Linked DNA regions of Mus musculus: region 2 is linked to region 1. Evidence: chromatin loops called from intact Hi-C (ENCODE). Cell type or tissue: heart. All regions are shown on one strand. Each heading gives the region's core, and the rest is flanking DNA. Links, peaks and the distances in the headings are about the cores only.

The links. Peaks named below come from ENCODE experiments on the same cell type or tissue, not always from the same donor. Only the 100,000 strongest peaks of a DNase experiment are listed, where the experiment ranks them.
Region 2: a loop joins it to region 1, with 6 times the contacts of the local background. A loop is called at or near these places in 10 of 42 quality-filtered maps.

What each region holds. Positions count from the first base shown.
Region 1 is chr3:87,964,477-87,974,335 of GRCm38, forward strand. Nes (nestin) reads left to right here and starts at 6,617. Exons shown (of 4, transcript NM_016701.3): 1 at 6,617-7,512; 2 at 8,516-8,640. The coding sequence starts at 6,727. It overlaps Gm32518 (a long non-coding RNA gene), which reads left to right. Exons shown (of 3, transcript XR_375786.3): 3 at 1,217-1,250. It also overlaps the pseudogene Gm3745. In heart, for the core only: a CTCF peak has its summit at 5,791 (motif pointing right); DNase peaks (open chromatin) are centred at 5,985, 6,615 and 7,275; H3K4me3 peaks cover 3,367 bases; H3K27ac peaks cover 2,687 bases; H3K27me3 peaks cover 747 bases.
Region 2 is chr3:88,066,503-88,076,361 of GRCm38, forward strand. Ttc24 (tetratricopeptide repeat domain 24) reads right to left here. Exons shown (of 10, transcript NM_172526.3): 2 at 8,319-9,015; 3 at 7,949-8,152; 4 at 6,455-6,583; 5 at 6,221-6,333; 6 at 5,805-5,903; 7 at 4,759-4,844; 8 at 4,529-4,626; 9 at 3,819-3,909; 10 at 2,908-3,606. The coding sequence starts at 8,421. The coding sequence ends at 3,525. Among named protein-coding and RNA genes, the nearest start is that of Ttc24, 6.9 kb to the right of the region's middle. In heart, for the core only: a CTCF peak has its summit at 5,521; a DNase peak (open chromatin) is centred at 5,519; H3K27me3 peaks cover 3,719 bases.

The DNA of each region.
Region 1 (9,859 bases), core at 1,111-9,110:
CACAGCGGTACGCCGTGTTGGAGGGAATGTCTCCATCCCTTATGTGGGCATCGCGTATAACTTATACTCTTCGTCCACTTTTAGAAAGCCACATCCCTGTGTAAGGTCAGCGCAGGCTCACAGTCACCTACAACTCCAGCTCCTCACCCAAGCTACTTGTCTTTATCCTTCTCTTCACTGCTTTCCTCTCTTTTCTATTGACTTTTAAAAACTAAAGTGAAAGTTTCCGTTTGTCTCTATTAAATACCACCTGGAAGTGCGGAGCCAGCTCAGTGAGGGCAGGGGTCTGTGGCTAAGCCTGGCAACCCAGGGGAAGGCCTGGAACCCACATGGTGGCAGGAGTGTCCATCCCGAGAACTGTCCTTTGACCTCCACATGCACACTGTAACACGCGTGCACACCTGCACACGAATCCACAAAATAAATTAAAATTAGTAAAAAGTCAAAATGCCACCTATCGCTGTTTGTTGACTGGTCTCCGTAGTGGCCCGGGTTGGCTCTGAACTTACTGTGTCTCTATGAACCCAGGTTGACCTTGAACTCTTTTTTTTTATAGTTTATTGTTTTGTGTGATTTTTTTAAAAAGTTTTTTTATTTTATGCATATAATGCACACTACCATTGCTCTCCTCAGACACACAGAAGAGGGCATCAGACCCCATTACAGATGGTTGTGAGCCATCATGTGGTTGCTGGGAATTGAACTCAGGACTTCTGGAAGAGCAGTCAGTGCTCTTAACCACTGAGCCACCTCTCCAGCCCCATGATTTTTTAAAAATGTGTATGGATGTCTGTGCATGCAGTGGAGGCCAGACAAGGACACTGAATTCTCTGGAGTTTCCAACACTTGTGAGCTGCCATTGGTCAAAGGGAATTGAACTCAGGTCCTCTGAAAGAGCAGCCAGTGTGCTCTTAACATCTGAGCAATTTCTCCACCCACCCCCAAAAGGATACAGAGTCAAGAATGTGGGGTTGATTTACTTTGAGACAGGGACTCTCTAAATAGTCCTGGCTGTCCTAGAACTATGTGGGTCAGGCTGGCCTCAAACTCACAGAGATCTGCCTCCCTCTACCTGCAAGTGTTGGGATTAGAAGCATGGGCCACTGTGGTGGTTTGAATATGCTTGGCCCAGAGAGTAGCACTATTACAAGGTATGGTCTTGTTGGAGAAGTGTGTCATTGTAGGAGTAGGCTTTGAGACCCTCCCCTTTTCCTAGCTGCCTGGAAGACAGTCTGCTCCTGGCTTTCCTTTGGATGAAGATGCAGAACTCTCAGCAACTCCTGCACTGCCATCTTCCCTGCCTTGATGATAATGGACTGAACCTCTGAATCTGTAAGCCAGCCCCTATTAAATGTTGTCCTTAATAAGAGTTGCCTTGGCCATGGGGTCTCTTAACAGCAACGGAAACCCTGATGGCCACCATGCCTCTAGGATTTTATTGTGGTTTTTTGTTTTGTTTTGTTTTGTTTTTTTGTTTTGTTTTTTTGTTTTTGTTTTTTGTTTTGTTTTGATTTTTGTTTTTTTTTAAAGATTTATTTGTTTTATGTATATGAGTATACTATAGTTGTCTTCAGACACACCAGAAGAGAGCATCAGACCCCATTACAGATGGTTGTGAGCCACCATGTTGTTGCTGGGAATTGAACTCAAGACCTCTGGAAGAGCAGTCAGTGCTCCTAACTGCTGAGCCATCTCTCTAGCCATGTTGACCTCTTGTACTCCTGACTGAACCCTTTGTGTACTGGGATTACAGATGTAATGCCAGGCCTAGCTCATTTCTCTCCTATTTTGTCAAGATCTCTTGTTTTTTGTTTTTTTTTTTTTTTCATGAATGTAGATCTGATAAACATGGTTTCTACTCGATTCACGGCTAAAATAAAAACATTCAGCATGGTCGAGTGCTTGCCTAGCATGCATGAATCACTAGGTTTAGGCCCCAGCACCGGTAAATGAAACACCATACCCTACCCACTTTCAGTCGTCAGGGAAAAGGACAGGCCTCTTCCTGGGTTGCCCAGAGAGGCCTTGGCTTGCTTAGGGATCTCTGTCACTGTTTTTTTCTGTCTTGTTGTCTCTTCTCTCTCTGTCTCTATCTTTTGTTGCTTTTCTCTGTCTCTGTTTTTGGGCCTCTGTCTCTCTGTCCTACTTTTCTTGGTCCTGCCTGTAGCTCTGTCTCTCTCTATCTCCACTCCTCTCTGTTGTCTCTATCTCTCTGTGTCTCTTGCTCCAAATGGCTGCTGATCTGTTTTGCACTTACCTAGTGTAGTGGCATGTGGCCCATATGCTGTATGCTGTGGTCTTAGGAGATAATAATAACAACAACAATAACAACAGTGCTGGTGAGATGGCTCAGCGGTTAAGAGCACTGACTGCTCTTCTGAAGGTCCTGAGTTCAAATCCCAGCAACCACATGGTGGCTCACAACCACCCACAGTGAGATCTGACACCCTCTTCTGGCACATCTGAAGACAGCTACAGTGTACTAATGTATAATAATAAATAAATCTTTTAAAAAAAAGAGTACTCGCTGCTCTTAAAACAAACAAACAAACCAATAACAGCAACAACCACAACACTGCAGCTGAAGTCTCACAGATTCCTCAAAGCCAAGAATACAGCTCAAAGATTACTTGTCCAGTATTCATGGTGTCCTGGGGTCCATCTGTAACCAATGCAGCCCCCAAAGGTTGAGAGAGGGTTCCCTGTAGGTATAAATTTTTTGCAACCTACTTTTAATAAGGGTTCTATCCCTACCACCCAGCAAAGGTAGTAGAAGAGAAAAGTTATTAGGCTATGGTGGAAGTGGACCTGTTCAGCAATAGTTCTTTGGGAACAAGCTCGATTTGCTTTGACAGCAGTTCATTCCCATAGCAAACACCAAATACGACTCAGCAGCTGCAGACCAGTCCTCTAGGCAGGCAGACACCATGCATGAACCAGCAGCTACAGTCCAGTTCTCTCAGCAAGCAGACACCAGGCAGCTGTAGTTCAATCCTGAAGAAACTGCCAGGCTTACCAGCCTGCCTGAGGTGAGGCTGCAGAAGCAGCAAGCTGCCTCGGGAACCTTGAGAGCAGTGCTTGGGTGAGTTTCTCTCGGTGGCAGCATTATCACAAGGTGAGCCCAACAACACTATATATGATGAATCAATACATGTGTGCCTTTAGCGAAGAATATCAAGGTGGAGCAAACAAAACTCAGTGCTCGTCTCTTATTGCCTGTGGGGTCATATTTATACTCCTTCATCAAGAGTCCTCTCATGTGTTTGCTATATCCAAACATCCTCTCACCTGTGTCTGCTTCAGGAAAACAGCCTCTCACGTGTTTGCTTTAGTAAGACATGCTTTCACCTGTGTGCTCCAGTCAAACATTTGACATCACTAACTTATTCAGGGCTATTGAGATGGAAGGGGCGAATTCAGAGCCACAGCCCTGTGCAAGGCACCGCAGTCTCTCTAGAACACGATCAGTGCTCAAGGAACTCTGCTGAGAAGGACAGAGAAGGGCCACTTATCCTCTTTCCACTGGAGACCTCAGTGCCCGAGGAACATTTGCATGATCCACAGTAGCAAGTATGTAACAGGCATACAAGCCAAATACTGATAATCATAAAGACATTTATGTTAGAGCAAATCTCTGGTATACAGATGATTTTTCCATTTTTAAAAGATAAAAGAAGGGGTGGGGGAGTCTGGGGAGAACGTTCAGAAGTGGCACCTCACGAGGGGAAGGAAAAGAGGGAAGAACAGGTCACCAGCCTTGGACCTCAGGTGACTGAAGGAGAGAATGTATTTGTTGCCTGTCAGACCTTTGCGTCCTTCAGTGACACCCTTGTCCATGTTACTGATCTTTCTGGCAAGGAAACCGTCTGCCGTGTGACTGGCAGGATGAAGGTAAAGGCTGCCTGAGATGAGTCCTCTCCGTATGCAGCCATGTTGGCTGCCCAGGATGTTGCCCAGAGGTGCAAGGGGCTGGGCATCACCACCCTGTGTATCAAACTCCGGGCCACAGGAGGAAACAGGACCAAGACCCCAGGACCTGGAGCCCAGTCAGCCCTCAGAGCTCTGGGATGAGGATTGGGCAGATAGAAGTTGTCATCCCCATCCCCTCTGACAGCACTGGAAGGAAGAGGGTCATCATGGTTGTCATCTGTGAACAGGACTTCTCAAATTATTTTCTGTTAATGAATTGCTTTGTGTAAGCTAAAAAAAAAAAAAAAGATGAAAGGAGATTTCCCTGCGAATGGGAAGGATTGCTTGCTTATTGTTTTTTCGAGACAGGTTTCTCTGTGTAGCCCTGGCTGTCCTGGAACTCACTTTGTAGACCAGGCTGGCCTCGAACTCAGAGATCCACCTGCCTCCACCTGCCTCTGCCTCCCAAGTGCTGGGATTAAAGGCATGCGCCACCACTGCCTGGCCTGCTTGTTTATGCTTATGTAGAGCTGAATCTTGCCTGAACATTTGGTACTTCAGGTCCATGATGGAACACCTTCAACATTTTCAGAATTGATCCATACTTTAATTTAAAAAAATAGTTTATTGTTATTTGTGTGTGTGTGTGTGTGTGTGTGTGTGCATGGGCGTGTATATCTGTGTGTGGATGCATGCAGAGGTCAGAGGCTTTGATGTCCCTGGAGCTGCATGTGGGTGCTGGGAATGGTACTTGAGTCCTCTGGAAGAGCAGCAAGTGCTTTTGACTACTGAGCGTCTGTCTCTCCAGCCCAGATATCCTGATTTCGTAACCATCAGTGCTGAGAATGCCAATCTGTATGAACGATTCTGCCCATAGAAGTATGTTTAGGACCATTTCAGACATTTTTGGAAATTTTGTCCTAATCCCAAGTCAAAATTCACTGAACGATTTATTTATTTATTATATATAAGTACACTGTAGCTGTCTTCAGACACACCAGAAGAGGGCATCAGATCTCATTGCAGATGGTTGTGAGCCACCGTGTAGTTGCTTGGAATTGAACTGAGGACCTCTGGAAGGGTAGTCAGTGCTCTTAATTACTGAGCAGTCTTTCCAGCCCCCTATTTTTTTTTTCTTTTAAGGCAGGATCTGACTATGTAATCCTGGGTGGCCCAGAACTCATTTGCTATGTAGAGGCTGGCCTCAAACTCAGAGATTGGCTTTATTCTTTCTCTTGCGTGCTGGGGTTAAAGGGATTAAACTGGCCTCACTGAACAAAGTTTGATGAAACTCATGTCATTGACTCAAACAGCTATTTTAAAGAATTTAGATTTATTATTGTTCTTCTTATTATTGGTGTGTGTGTGTGTGTGTGTGTGTACAGGTGCACCATGCCACAGTATGCCATGTGGGAACCAGTCTCTCCTCAGCTCACTATGCGGGTCCTGAACATCACAGTAGGGAGCATGGCAACAGGCAGGCGGTTATGGCACTGGAACAGCAGCTGAGAGCTCAGGTCTCAATGTACAAGCACAAGCCTGCCCCCAGTGACACACCTCCTCCAACAAGGCCATTCCTCCCAATCCTTTTTTTTTTTTTTTTTTTTTTTTTGGATTTTTGAGACAGGGTTTCTCTGTGTAGCTCTGGCTGTCCTGGAACTCACTCTGTAGACCAGGCTGGTCTCGAACTCAGAAATCCGCCTGCCTTTGCCTCCCAAGTGCTGGGATTAAAGACATGTGCCACCACTGCCCGGCCCCAATCTTTTTAAACAGGTCCTCCACCTGGGGAGCAAGCATTCAAATATTTGAGCCTGAAATATTGGTCCCTTGTAGAAAATCTACAGCTTCATTTCTTTCTTCGCCAAACTTCATGCTTAGCCACCAGGGGGCTCTCTTGAGAGCCGCGTAACTTCTTCACTAAATGACAAGAGGGATCGAACTTCAAAGGAGAAAAACTTTCCCTTGCTAGTCTCCTTTTCCTGGTGCGGGGTAGGGTAGGGTAGGACGTCCCTCTGCGGGTACGAACTGGGCATTGTGTCTGCTAACATTAACTGGGCAGGGGTACTGGCACAGGCATTTAATCCCAGCACTGGGGAAGCTATGGCAGGAGCGTCCCTGAGACCTGCCTGATCTACATAGCCATACCAACCATCTGAAGAAAAGGGGTGGTGGTGGTGTTTACTACCCAGGCTGGTGTCAATCCTACTTCAGCCTCCGGAGCACTGGCAGACTTCCCTCAGTACCAGTGGGCTCCTCTTTCTTCGGGCAGTGTTTCTTCGCAATGTTGCCTCTCTTGGGGGTGAGTATTTACTGTTATACACAAAACACTGCACCGTCCGTTTTTCCAACAGTTCACGAGGTTTCCAACACCAAGCCATTTTATAAATGAGGAGCTGAGTCCTAGAGGATTTGAGTAAGAGTGTAGAGAAAGGAGGTCCTGGGGCCCAGTTCTGTGCATCTTAGGGTGTTCTGGGCTGTCTGGCTGTATCTCAAGCCTCTTTCGGAAAATCACCCGCACCGGACGGGATCCCCGCCAGGGCGAGGCTACAATTTGATTCTTCTCTGCTGAGCTGGGATGATGCAGGGACCCGGGCTGTGTGTTGCACTGAACTCTAAAGGGTTAAGGCCTAGGGACCGCCCCTTTTCCGCCCGGCCGGCGGGAGTATGAATACCCTCGCTTCAGCTCGCTGCTGGAATCCTCCGCTTCCGCTGGGTCACTGTCGCCGCTACTCCCTTTCTCCCCCTTAAAAGCTCCAAGGGCCACTCCCTTCTCTAGTGCTCCACGTCCGCTTGCCCTCGGGGGGCCAGACCAGCGACATGGAGGGTTGCGTCGGGGAAGAATCTTTTCAGATGTGGGAGCTCAATCGACGCCTGGAGGCCTACCTGACCCGGGTCAAGACGCTGGAGGAGCAGAACCAGCTGCTCAGTGCCGAGCTTGGGGGACTCCGGGCGCAGTCCGGGGACGCCTCCTGGCGAGCCCGAGCCGACGACGAGCTGGCAGCCCTGCGGGTCCTCGTCGATCAGCGCTGGCGGGAGAAGCACGAGGCTGAGGTGCAGCGCGACAACCTTGCCGAAGAGCTGGAGAGCGTGGCGGGCCGGTGCCAGCAGGTGCGGCTCGCCCGGGAGCGGACCATCGAGGAGGCGGCCTGCAGCCGGCGCGCGCTCGAGGCGGAGAAGAATGCGCGGGGCTGGCTGAGCACCCAGGCTGCCGAGCTGGAGCGCGAGTTAGAGGCTCTGCGAGCGTCGCACGAGGAGGAGCGCGCGCACCTGAACGCCCAGGCCGCCTGTACGCCGCGCCGACCCCCCGCGCCGGCCCACGCATCCCCCATCCGGGCCCCTGAAGTCGAGGAGCTGGCCAGGCGCCTAGGCGAAGTGTGGCGCGGGGCGGTGCGTGACTACCAGGAGCGCGTGGCTCACATGGAGAGCTCGCTGGGCCAGGCCCGCGAGCGTCTGGGCCAAGCCGTGCGGGGCGCTCGGGAGAGTCGCTTAGAGGTGCAGCAGCTGCAGGCTGATCGCGACAGCCTCCAGGAGCGCAGAGAGGCGCTGGAACAGAGATTGGAAGGCCGCTGGCAGGACCGGCTGCAGGCCACTGAAAAGTTCCAGGTGAGGAGGGTCACCAACACGCCCACCCTGTCCCTGGTAAAACCAAGCCCTAGGAGGTACTTAGGATGGCAAGAGACCTTCAGGAAAGGGGTGGGGGCAAGGACAACTGTATTCAGGAGTCCTTGCTCAGAGCAAGCACAAGTCCTAGACTTCCCTGTCCAGACAGGCAGGATGGATGGAATTCTGAGACCTCCTAGCACAGCCCCCTTGAAAGGCCCGCAGGCCAATACCCACTGTAGCTGCTCCTCACTCTTTGAATGGCAACCCCTCTCTAGGGTGACTCCCTGTGCCCTTCACTATGCAGTTGTCAATCAGAAGGTGCCCAACACATGCTCTCTCCCCACCAGAAGGTTCCTAGCAACCATAGTGAAGGAAGGCAGTGTGAGCCACCGCAGACCACCAGCCCCTCTCTGTGTCAAGGCTTCTCAGCTCCCTGAAGCGCATTCCAAAGGCCTGGGGCACCCTCCCCCTCATATTGCACAGATGTGACCAACAGCTGAGAAAACAGCCTCTTGCCTGGCCCAGACAGAAGTCCCGACGTGACCACCTGCCCACTCTTCTTGGGGGAGAAGGATTCCAGAACAAGTGGGAAGTGGAGGAACCCAGCCTGCTATGAGGAGCCGGGGGCAGTGGTGGCCCAGCTGCTTTCCTTCCAAGCCTTCTCGAGGCGACTCTTGATAAATTGCTTTTTCCTTCTGTTTCCACTTTGCCTCCTCTTCCGCTGTGTAACCCATCTCCTCTCCTTTATCCCATCTCCTCCCGTGGGAGCTAGGTTCTCAATAGCATGTGTTACCATTTAACCAGCATCCTAAGAAGAAGCCTGGTCTATCTAGGAGAGGCCTGGAGTGTTTCCTGTGCTTGTCCGGGGGTCCAGCACAGTGCTCCAGACAGGGAGAACGCAGGTAGAGGAACAGGACTCTGCCCTACAAAGATGTGAGCAGTGAAGAGAGTCATGGCCCAGAGCAGAGGCCCCTCCCACTCACTCTGCCGGCTTGCTTTGCAGCTGGCTGTGGAAGCCCTGGAGCAGGAGAAGCAGGGTCTACAGAGTCAGATCGCTCAGATCCTGGAAGGTGGGCAGCAACTGGCACACCTCAAGATGTCCCTTAGTCTGGAAGTGGCTACATACAGGTACACAGTACTGACTGTCTCCTTGGCTGAAGGGCCCCGAAACTTGACCCTGTAAAACTGTTCTATTTACGTGTATTTGTGTATAGGCCCCATGTGTCCAGGTGTCTTAAGAGCCCAGAAGACACTGGGTCCCTTGCAGCTGGAGTTATAGGCTGTGAGCAGCTCCACACTGGTGCTGTGAGCCACACCCCTGTTCTCTGCAAGGGCAGCAAGCACTCTTAACCACTGAGCCATCTGTCCAGCCCTCAGATCCACTTAAAACTTTTTATTACATGTATTTATGTAATGTTTTTGTCTGTGATGGAGGCTTATGAGTCCCAGAGATCAAAGAGGTTGTCTGGCTTGGCAGCTTGGTAGGCATAAACTTGAGCCCACCTGCTCCCAGGTTCGGGACTAGAAGAGATGGTTATGCTTAAAGAGACAACTCAGTCTTCAGGGAGGAGACCAGAGGGTACAGTCACCTGCTCTCGAGTTCTTTGAAAGGCAGGCAATCTCCAGTGTCTATGCCAGATCCCAGGGACACCTGGGCGGTCTCAGGAAAGAGACCTTGCAGGATTGCCTGGTCGTGCTCACCGGTCCCCTAGCCCGGGCCTCAGCTGTGTCTGGGGTAAGAGCTGGGCGCCTAGCCTTCTGCCTTCCTTTCAAGCCCTCGTGTCACTGGCCCTGCCCAGCTCCTGTTGCCCCTTTCTTGGCTGCCTCAGGAAGGCTGAGTGGAACAGCTGTGGGTAGTTTGTGTCCAGCCTCTGTCTGTCAGAAGAGGTCCCGGCTGGAGTCCCACTGTTGAGGGCTGAGGATATCCCGCCAGAGTATGGGGCCAGGACAGGATGTCGCCCTTCTCCAGAATCCACTGGCAAAGAGGCAAGACCAGAGACAGATCTAGGAGAGGAGCTGGAGGGTAGAGTCCAGAGAAGGGAAGCCAGTGAGTGTCTAGGAAGGACTGAATGCACAAGGCAGGACACTATGAGGACGGAGGAAAGGCTATTTTGAGAACCAGATGTGCTCAGAGGCCATGAATGGAAACAAGGGACTAGCTCCGAATCCCTTGTGAACTGATTCCCCTCATCTCCTCCCATCAGCTGTGAACCTAAAGACCTCTGGCCTGAAGGAGGATTTGTGATCCTAAGATGAGGGCCTTCGCCCCAGTCAGTCTTCTGAGGCGAGGGGAAGGGTCCAGGCAGCTCTGAGGAATGTAAGCACTGGTGTTTGCGGTCTGAAAAGG
Region 2 (9,859 bases), core at 757-8,756, 100 kb after region 1:
CCCTAATCAAGAAGTTGCCTCTGATTGACAACCCTTTGCAAAGCAAAATTTAGCTTTCTCCAGTGAAGTCTCACTGGGTATACAAAGCACACTTATCAGTAGGCTCCATGCCTAGCAGTAGATGGCCAACACAAAACAAACTCAACTGTGTTTTGTCGACTTCGTGTTGCTTTGTTTGGGCCTTCTTTCATCTTGCTGGTCTTTTGCTTGTAAGTTATGGTTTCCGGTTTTGTATGTTTATGGGTTTGTGTACATGTACGTGTTGTTTTGTTTTTGTTTTTATTGTTTTCGTATTTTGCCTGTTTGAGAGAGAGAAAGAAGGTGCAGAGAGGGTTGGATAAGGAGAATCTGGGAGATAGGAAACCATGGCCAGAATATACTGTATGAATCAAAAAAGAAAGGAAGGAAGGAAGGGAGGGAGGGAGGGAGGAAGGGAGGAAAGGAGGAAGGAAGGAATGAAAGTAAGAAGGGAGGGAAGAAGGGAGGGAGGAAGGGAGGGAGGAAGAAAGAAAGCTGGACATGGTGACAGATGCCTTTAATCCCAGCACTCAGGAGGCAGAGGCAGATCTTTGTGAGTTCAAGACCAGCCTGATTTATGTTGTGAGTTCCAGGACAGCCATGTTTTTAATAATACCTGTTTTTAATAATAATAATAATAATAAAGATAAATGTGGGTTTTTTTCTCCGTGAAACTGATTGTTTTCCCACTCCCTCCCTACCCCCTCTCTTTTGCACAAAGCTGGAGATGGAATTGAAAGCTTCTTGTTTGGTAGACAAGTTCTGGACCACAGAGCGGTACTCCTGGCCGTATTAACCAGATTCATGTCTCACAGTGTTACACTCCCAGCCTTGTTAAATGGACTCAGTCTATTTAAAACTCAGGGCACAAATAGAAAACAAGAGACAGTAGGATTGAGGTTTTTCTCTCCTACACCCTTTTAATCATTTCATTTACTTCTGATTTTAACATGGTTAGAAGTAAATTATTTTTACTGCAGCCTAAAATAAAATACATCTATTTTCTACTTATCAATGTGGGGCCAGGGTCCTTTTCCTGAAGTTGGAGCCAGTGAGTGGATTTATGTTTGTTTGTTTCTGAGACAGGATTTCTCTGTGTAGCCCTGGCTGTCCTGTAACTCCCTCTGAAGACCAGGCTGGCCTTGAATTCCGAATTCCACCTGCCTCTGCCTCCTGAGTGCTGGGATTAAAGGTGTGCATCACCTCACTCGGCTAGATTTCACGTGGTTTTTATACAAACCTTACCTGTTACCAGTCACCTGCAATTTCCAGTTTGCTTCTTTAAAAAACAAAAATTTTTTTAGATTTATTTTATTTTATGTGTATGAGTGTTTTGCCTGTGTGTACACCTGTATTTCGTATGCATGCCTGATGCCCTCAGAGGTCAGAAGAAGGCCCTGGATCCCCTGGAACTGGAGTTATGGACAGCTGTGAGCCACCATGTGGGTGCTGAGAATTGAATCCCGGTCCTTTAGAACAACAAATGCTCTTAACCATCTCTCCAGCACCTCCCACCCCCAGTTTGCATTTTTTTGGGGGGCAGGTTTTGAGACAGGGTTTCTCTGTGCAGTTCTGGCTGTCCTGGAACTCACCCTGTAGACCAGGCTGGCCTCGAACTCAGAAATCCGCCTGCCTCTGCCTCCCAAGTGCTGGGATTAAAGGCGTGCACCACCACCTCCTGGCACTCCAGTTTGCATTTTTTGTGATTAGTTTATTTTTATTTTATGTGCATTGGCATTTTGCCTATGTGTGTGAGGATATTAGGATCCTTTGGAGTTACAGACAGTTGTGAGCTGCCCTGTAAGTGCAGGGGAATGAGTCCAGGTCTTCTGGAAGAGCAGCCAGTGAGGGCTTGTAACTGCTGAACCATCCCTCCAGGGTCAGTTTGCTTCTTTAAGGGGAATCAGCAACGTCCAAAGCAAGCAGAGCAAGTAGTGTCAGATTACTCTAGAACCTTAGGATTGGCGCCACTTTGTAACACACACACACACACACACACACACACACACACACACACACACTGCTTGTATCTAATGGCAGCTTTTGAAAATGACTAGACTTGGCCTGGAGCCAACAGTGGAGTGCTTGCTTAGCCCAGGATGCCCTGTTATGCCCTCAGTCCCTAGGAGCAAGCAAAATAAACAGAAACAAACCAAAAAGTGACCTAATTTGAATGAGTCTATTAAGGATCCAACTCAGCTTTGTAGAAACAATGCTTCTTTTTACACTTGGGTCCCAGATTTACATTTTGTACTAAAACACAGCAGACTGCCGGCCAGCTCAGGTGCCAGTGGGGCGGGGGTGGGGCTGCACAGAGGCCTGTGTCACTCAGTTTGACCTCCAGGTCCTACTGGTGTGACTGCATCTTTTTTTAAAGATGTATTTATTTATTTTATGTATATGAATACACTGTAGCTGTACAGATGAATTCTATTGTGAGTCTTCATGTGGCTGTTGGGAATTGAATTTTTAGGACCTCTGTTCATTCCGGTCAGCCCCGCTTGCTCCGTCCCAAAGATTTATTAAGTACACTGTAGCTGTCTTCAGACACACCAGAAGGGGGCATCAGATCTCATTATGGGTTGTTGTGAACCACCATGTGGTTGCTACGATTTGAACTCAGGACTTTCGGAAGAGCAGTCAGAGGTCTTACCCGCTGAGCCATCTCGCCAGCCCACTACTGGATCTTTAACCCTTTTCACCTTTGAGCTTTCTTTTCCTCATTTTAGTTTTGTTGTTGGATTTTTTTGTTTTTGTTTTTTGGGTTGTTTGTTTGAGACAGTGTCTCACTATATAGCCCTGGCTAGCCTGATTATGCTATGTAGACCAGGCTAGCCTCAAACTCAGGGAGATCTGCCAGCCTTGGCCTCTCTAATTGTTTTGTTTTTTGAGATACATCTTGCTATGTAGCTCAGACTGGCCTTGAAGCGGTGACCTTCCTGCCCTCTCTGAGCTTTAGGATCATAGGCCCGTGTCACTGTGCCCAGCCATCTCTTTTCCTCCCGCACTCCTGTGAGGAAATACCTATAAGTGTTCAGGGTGTGAAGCATGCTCGAAAAATGTCGAAAAATTATCACGGTTATTGTGTGACTTTGGGTATTCATGGGGGACAGTAACTGGAGTGTGTGCCCTCTTATCTTCTGTTGTATGACATTCGTGTCTCCAACATGAGAAGGGGACATGGAGAAGCTCAGTGACCCCAAAGTCACCTGAGCTAGGAAGTCATTTTTAGAACTGGCAAAACGTTTTAACAGTCATGACGTCCCAATCCAGAAAAGCAAGGGACAGTGCTCACTATTCGTTTCCCAGTTTTCGTTTGTCTACTGAGTTCAAGTCCCCCCCAAAGAAGAGCAAAGAGACTCTCAATGCCAAGCCAGCAGAGTCCTTGGCCTGTCTGTTCAGGAGCACCTTGTCCATACCGGCTAAAGAGGCTCCTCCCCAAAGCCCATACAAGTGTCTATCGGGAAGTTCCTGTAGAGGTAAGTGCTGTAGCCAGCAGGTATAGATCACATGATGCTGCAGAGGCCGGACTGGATGCGTGTCCTCTGGAAGTTCCTGCCGAGGGCTTCCTTGGCCCATGTGGATGACCTAAAGGGACAGAGGGGCTGGCGTGGGGCAACTGTGGAAGCACGAGATCTGCCTCCCTGGATGCAGCTTCTCATCTCTGTTTTCTTTAGGACGCTGTTCTCTTACAGCAGTCAGGCTTTGCAGGAGACTGGGATAACGCCGAGTCTTAGATGCTTTCTTCCCTCAACCACAAGCTGCCCATCCTCCAGGGCCCCACCCCTCGGAGGACCCACCTACTGACTCGGAGCTTCTTGGGTGCTATGATGAAGGGATATTCCTCTCCACTGGGACTTGGGCCTCCAGATGGAAGATGGGTTGTGGCTCCTAAGCATGGATGGAGGGGATTAGATACATTTCTCACAGACCTTTTCGTAACCAGGACCTCACAGTGGGAAAGAGGAAGCAGGGGTGGGGACAAATGGGGGCAGATATCTAGCTATGTATTGGTCACTTCACGGAAGATGCCCTGGACAAGCCATGTGCTTGGTAAACACCAGTCCCCTAAGTGATGGAGGAATGAGTCCCTAGAAGGAAACACACCAGGAATCCGAGCCAGCTCACCAAATAGCAAGGCCTTCAGCCCCGTGAGTGAGCTTGAGAGGTTCATGGGACAGCCTAGTAAGGAGAAAAGCCTAACATGGTGCCTGAAGTGGAGCTGGCTCTTCACACACCCTGGGCGCTAAGATACAAAGTTTAAGTTGCTAGGAAACGGCATGAAAGCTAGGGAACAGAGAGCTAGCAACACACACACATCTGGGAAGGCCTGGGAGGAAATGGGCCAGGCCCCCCCCATGAGAGAAGCAGAAATGTGGGAGAGCTGCTGCAGGCAGGGGGAGCCAGAGGTGGGTGGCAGGTGTGTGTGGGGGCACCAGGAAGGTGAGATGAGGGTTCCAACTGCAGGAGTGGGGCGTGTTCCTCCTACCCACCCCCTCTTTCCACTCACGGTTCTGTCTCTGAGGTCCTAACACAGTGGCCGTGTTCACCAACCCCTCCATCTCCTTCTTCTCATGGCCGCCTTCTGACGCTTCACCTTCCCACTGACTGAAAGGTTTTCAGGGACAGAGAACTGGATGTAGCTGGGCTGTGGGACACCCCTGGGGTCAGCTCCCTCCACCCCCACCCCTACCCCAGCCAGCAAACCCTCTTCTACCATGTCAGGACTGCCTGACTCACCTCTCCTGGGCATCTTCTGCACTACTTTGTACCCTGGCTGAGGTCTTTGCCTTCCGTGAAGTCTGCAGCTTTCCAGGAGCAGAGGGCTGGCGAATGTACAGAGAAAACCCACCTGGCTATCACTGCCCTTCCAGCTACCTTTAGGGAGCCACAGTGTCCCCACACAGACTTACGTGCTGGAAGACAGCCCAGGGGGTTTCTGAGACTCAAATTCTGAAGTAAGGCCCTTTGCTCTCTGAAGGTTCACCTACTAAATCTTAGATCAGAAATCAGGCTTGTGGACCCAGCCATAGCCTGACCATTATGCGATGCCCAGTGCCTCTGTGTATTTTCTGAGTTAGTGGAAGGCCTTGGCCCAAGATTTTTGACTTTTAATCCAACCCCCTACCTGTTCCAAGATAACTACCCCTATCCCCCAGTATGGTAACTGAACTAGGGTCTCACATCTGCTGGGCAAGCATCCTACATCTGAACTACACCCTCTCTGCTTCAGGTGAAATAACTGAAGATTATACAGTGTCCTGAGCTTTAAAACAAGAGGGCATTCAACCCATTAAATCCCTCTAATAAAATATACATTTCAATTCTTGGGGTGAGAGGACATTTCCTATAGAGGAAAGCATTTGGAGGGCCTGTGGAGAGAGACTGGAAAGCAAACCGCGCTCGAGGTACAGTCCAAGGAGACCCATAGAAGCCCTACCAAAGAGACAGCTCCTGGAGTTTTCTTGGAGCACCACCCCCATCCTGTGGCCATTTAGGGAATTGCACCCAAGAGCAGCCTCCCAACTCTTCACACGAATGGCTGAAAGGCCTTGGCCTTAACCCAATGGGGCTTGTGACCTCAGCTAAAGTCCCAAGAAACAGCCCGTGGACAAAAAGGTATGTCACAATCTCTGCCCCACCCCCTACAACCTTATATACATCCATCCCTCATGCAAGCCCAGGGGAAAATGAACACGGAGTGGTTAAGTGTGGCATTCCTGAGAAGATTCTTTCTGGGGCATCTTGTCCCCACTCCCACCTCCTCGTCTTAGGTGTCATACTACCAAGAAACGAGCCTGGGCTATCTTCTCCTGAGCCACGAAGGTCCGCATGGCATCTGCCAATTTGGCCACAAGCCGCTCTCGTACAGAACTTGGTTCGTGCTGGGGAGAAAGGAACGGGGGTGGAATGCGGATGAACCGAGCTATGAATCTGCAAAACCAGGAAAGGGACAGAAAGAAAGAGCGAGAGGTCTGATTCCCTTTCTTTGTGCCCTGCCACCATGCCACCATGCCACTATGCCACTGAGCATAAAACTGTAGGCAGACTGCCTCTTCCTCCAGGTAACAGCTGTGGACCTGGTGTGGTGTTTCTAATCAGTAAATACGTGGTGGGAGCAAGGAGCAAGACTGGCAGTATCAGCCGAGACTTCTGGAGGAGGGGAAGGCAGGAAGTCAGAGGCCATGATGGAGGGTCTCACCTGACACAGGGCCAGCGCTTCCTTATAGTATTTCAAGGCCTGGTCATGTTGTCCCAGTCTGGCTGCAGCTGCCCCAAGGCCCTCACACGCCTGCCACTGTCCCTTCACGTCTCCTAAGGACGAGAGCTCGAAAGATCTTCTCATGTTCCCTGTTCCACAGACCCTTCAGGCATTGTGTACCCTCGGTCTTTGTGTCCCCCTCCCTGAGTTCCAAGCTAACCCTCTCATTCTTACCAGTGTCTTGGGCAGCCTGGAGGGCATGCAAATAGCTGTCCCAGGCAGCCCTGTGGTCCCCCAGCTGGCTCAGTGAAAATGCCAGGCCGCTAAAGCTGCGACCCTGCTCCCACCGCTGGCCCACAGAGCCTGAAATCAGAACAGGTCAGTCTGAGTAGGGACTTGGTTGCTGGGGCAATGAAACCCTGCCCTCAACAAGGGAGGATCCCAGGAGTCCCAAAGTTCAGCCTCAGCGCCTGTAGGTGACCCACAAAGACCTAAGTTATCCAGGTTGAGCCTCTCACCTTGTTTTACCCCAAATACCTCCCTAGCAAGTTGGGACCTGTGGGTTAAGAGACTATATTAATATGCTGAGGAAAAATAAATAAATAAATAAATAAATAAATAAATAAAAGATCAGAGATCTGTCTCTACCTCTGGAGTGCTGGGATCAAAGGTGTGCACCATAGCGGGCAGGTTAAAAAAAAAACAAAAAACAAAAACTATTTAAGGGCTAGACACCCAGGTCATAGATTCATAGATACCCAGGTCCAATCTCACTTGTGTGATTGGATACCGTGTGTGTGTGTGTGTGTGTGTGTGTGTGTGTGTGTGTGCGTGTGTGTGTGTGTGTGTGTGTGTGTGTGTATGTTTCTGTAGTGCTGGGAATGGAATCCAGGGCCCTGTGCATGTCAGGCAAGTGCTTTGCCACTGAGCCCCACCCTCAGCTACCATTGTTTTTAATTTTTTCATATTTGTTTCTGTGGGTATATGGCTGTGCACAGAAGGGAGTCAGGACCACTTGCGGGAATTGGTGCTCTCTGACATCCACATGGGTTCTGGGAAGTGAACTCGGGCCAACTTGCTTAGCAGTAAGTACCCTTCCCTGCTGAGCCATCCCATCTGCCCCTCACAGCACCATCATTATGTGTGGCAACTAAAGGGCAGAGATGGGAAGTGGTTTGCTGCTGAAGGAGGAGATTCAGGGCAGCACCTGTGGCCTCCCAACCTCCAGCTCCAGGCCACTGTGCTCACTACCTTCTGCTCTGTCTGCTTCTTCCATTTCAGGTAGTCCCAGCCCAGTAACTGGTCCCAGAGATTCAGCCAGCCATGCTCCCGGTGTAGCGCCTTGCCGATCGGGACCCAGGCTCCTCAGTCCCCTCCCAACTCGTGGGACACCACCCCGTTCATTGGAAACATTTTATTCTTTTTCTTTTTTGACAGGATACTATGTAACCCAAGCTGGCCTGGAATTTGGATCGCTTAAAGCTTCTGATTCTCTTGTCTCCACCTACTGAGCACTGAGACTGCAGATGAGCACCACTGCACTGGGTCTATGTGGTGCTGGGAACCAAATCAGAGCTTTGTGTATGCTGGGCAAGCACTCCAGAAATGTGGTGTGTGTGTGTGTGTATGCACACACATGCATATATGATGTATATGTATCCTCTCCAAGCCTGAAACCTCTTTTTAATCCTTTAGTCTTGGCCCCAGTCCCCAGTCCCTGGGACCCACCATGCAGACTTGCAGCCTTCTGGTGAAACTCCTGGGCTTCCCAATAGTTGCCAAGGACATTGTGGGTCATTCCAAGATTTTGAAGCACTGTAGCCTGCTCTGATGGCTGTCGACACAGGGGTAGGGCCTGCAGGAAGGCCTCTACTGCCAGAGGGAACAGTTGGAGTTGGAAGTAACCCATGCCTAGATCATTGTAGAATGGCCCTGGAGAATAGAACCAAAGTCACTGATGGCCAGATGGGCCATAGCTAAGGCTGTAACGGTATAGCTTCTGACCCACTCACTCCTCCAGATTCCCCAGCCCCCAGGACACCACCGAGCTTAGGCTCAGCACCTCTTTAGAGCCCACACCTTGTTTACTAAGGCTCACCTAGCAGTCCCTGGTCGGTGCTCCGGTCAGCATCAGCAAGCTTGCGGCTCTCCTCCAGAGCCCGCAGCACATCACTCAGTCCATACTGCCGACTGCTCAGCATACATCTCACGGCAGCCACCTGAGCCAAGGCTGCATCCCAGAGCTGGCCTGCATGGGCATAGGCCTGGCTTGCTTCCTGTAAACTGCAGGCTGCTTGCTTAGGCCATCCCAGGGCCTGATAGCAGGCTCCTATTTTTGCCTGTGCCTCCCCATGGTAGCCCTGTGGTTGGTAATGGACCAGAGCCCTGTGGTACCAGTCCAAAGCTTGAGTCAGGTCACCAAGGGCGTGATGGGCTAAAGCCACATTGAAGCACTGGTCACCATGACACCAGCCTTCGGACTTCTCTTCAGGGTGGGCTCTCAGAAGTAGCTCAAGACCTGTGGCTGGGTCTCCAGTCTCCACATAGGCAGCCCCTAAGTTAAAGGCACAGGCTTGAAGAATGGAGCTGTCTCTGGTTGATGGGGCCTTGGAGGCCAGCAGGAAGGCCTTCTGGAAGCTGCCCAAGGCCTCCTGAATCTGAGCAGCATGCAAGGCCCTGTGGCCATCCCTGGTGAGGCTCCGGATCTTGGCTTCTTCTTGCAGCCTCTTCTTTTTCTCCTTTTTCTTCCTGCAGTTTGAGGGTTTTGGCACAGTCTCAAGCTTCCAGTGGCTATCCTTAGGGATAGGGGAAGACCCAGGGTTGATGCCAGGAACAGAGAGGTCAGCATGTCAGCCTTAGTTCTCGCCCTCTACCTCTCCAATAGGATCCCTTAAGGGAAATTTGGCTCTACCTCTGGCCTCCAGGGACCAAGGATTTTCCTCTGAACTCTTACCTTGCTTCCTGTGTCCCACTGGGCAGCATTTTGACTTTCTCTCTTTAGAACTCTCCCAAGTTCTTCGTCAGGACTCAGACCAAGTAACTTTCTGAACACTGCCTTCTGTGAATCCAATCCCCCATGTTACCAAAACCAAAACCAGACCAATCAAAAGTCCTGCAAACTTCTGTAATTTCTCAGGATTCTTCCTCCCTAAGTCTTTCCCCTAATGTCTACTCCCAGCATTGGAGATTGAACCCAACTTTCAAGGCAAGCACTCAACACTGATCTGCACCAGATGCTCTGTTTATCACAGTCTGTCACTGGCCTGGGAATGAGTTGAAGGCATTAGATCTTTAATGAAAGTTTACTAAAGGGTTGGGGCCGGAGCACTGGCTCAGCAGTTAAGAGTACTTGTTGCTCTAGCAAAGGGTTCAGGTTTGGATCCCAGCGCCCACAAGGTGACTGACAATCACCTGTAATTCCAGTTCCAGGAGATCCAACTCCTCCTTGTCTCTGAGGGCATCATATGCACTCGGTGCATGGACATGCATGCAAGCAAAACAGCCATACACATAAAATAAAAATATTTTTTAAGAGGGCTGGAGAGATGACTTAGTAATTAAGCCTAATTAACTCTGCTTTTTCCAGAGATCCTGAATTTGGTTTCCAGAATCCAGGTCAGACAGCTTGCTCACAACTAC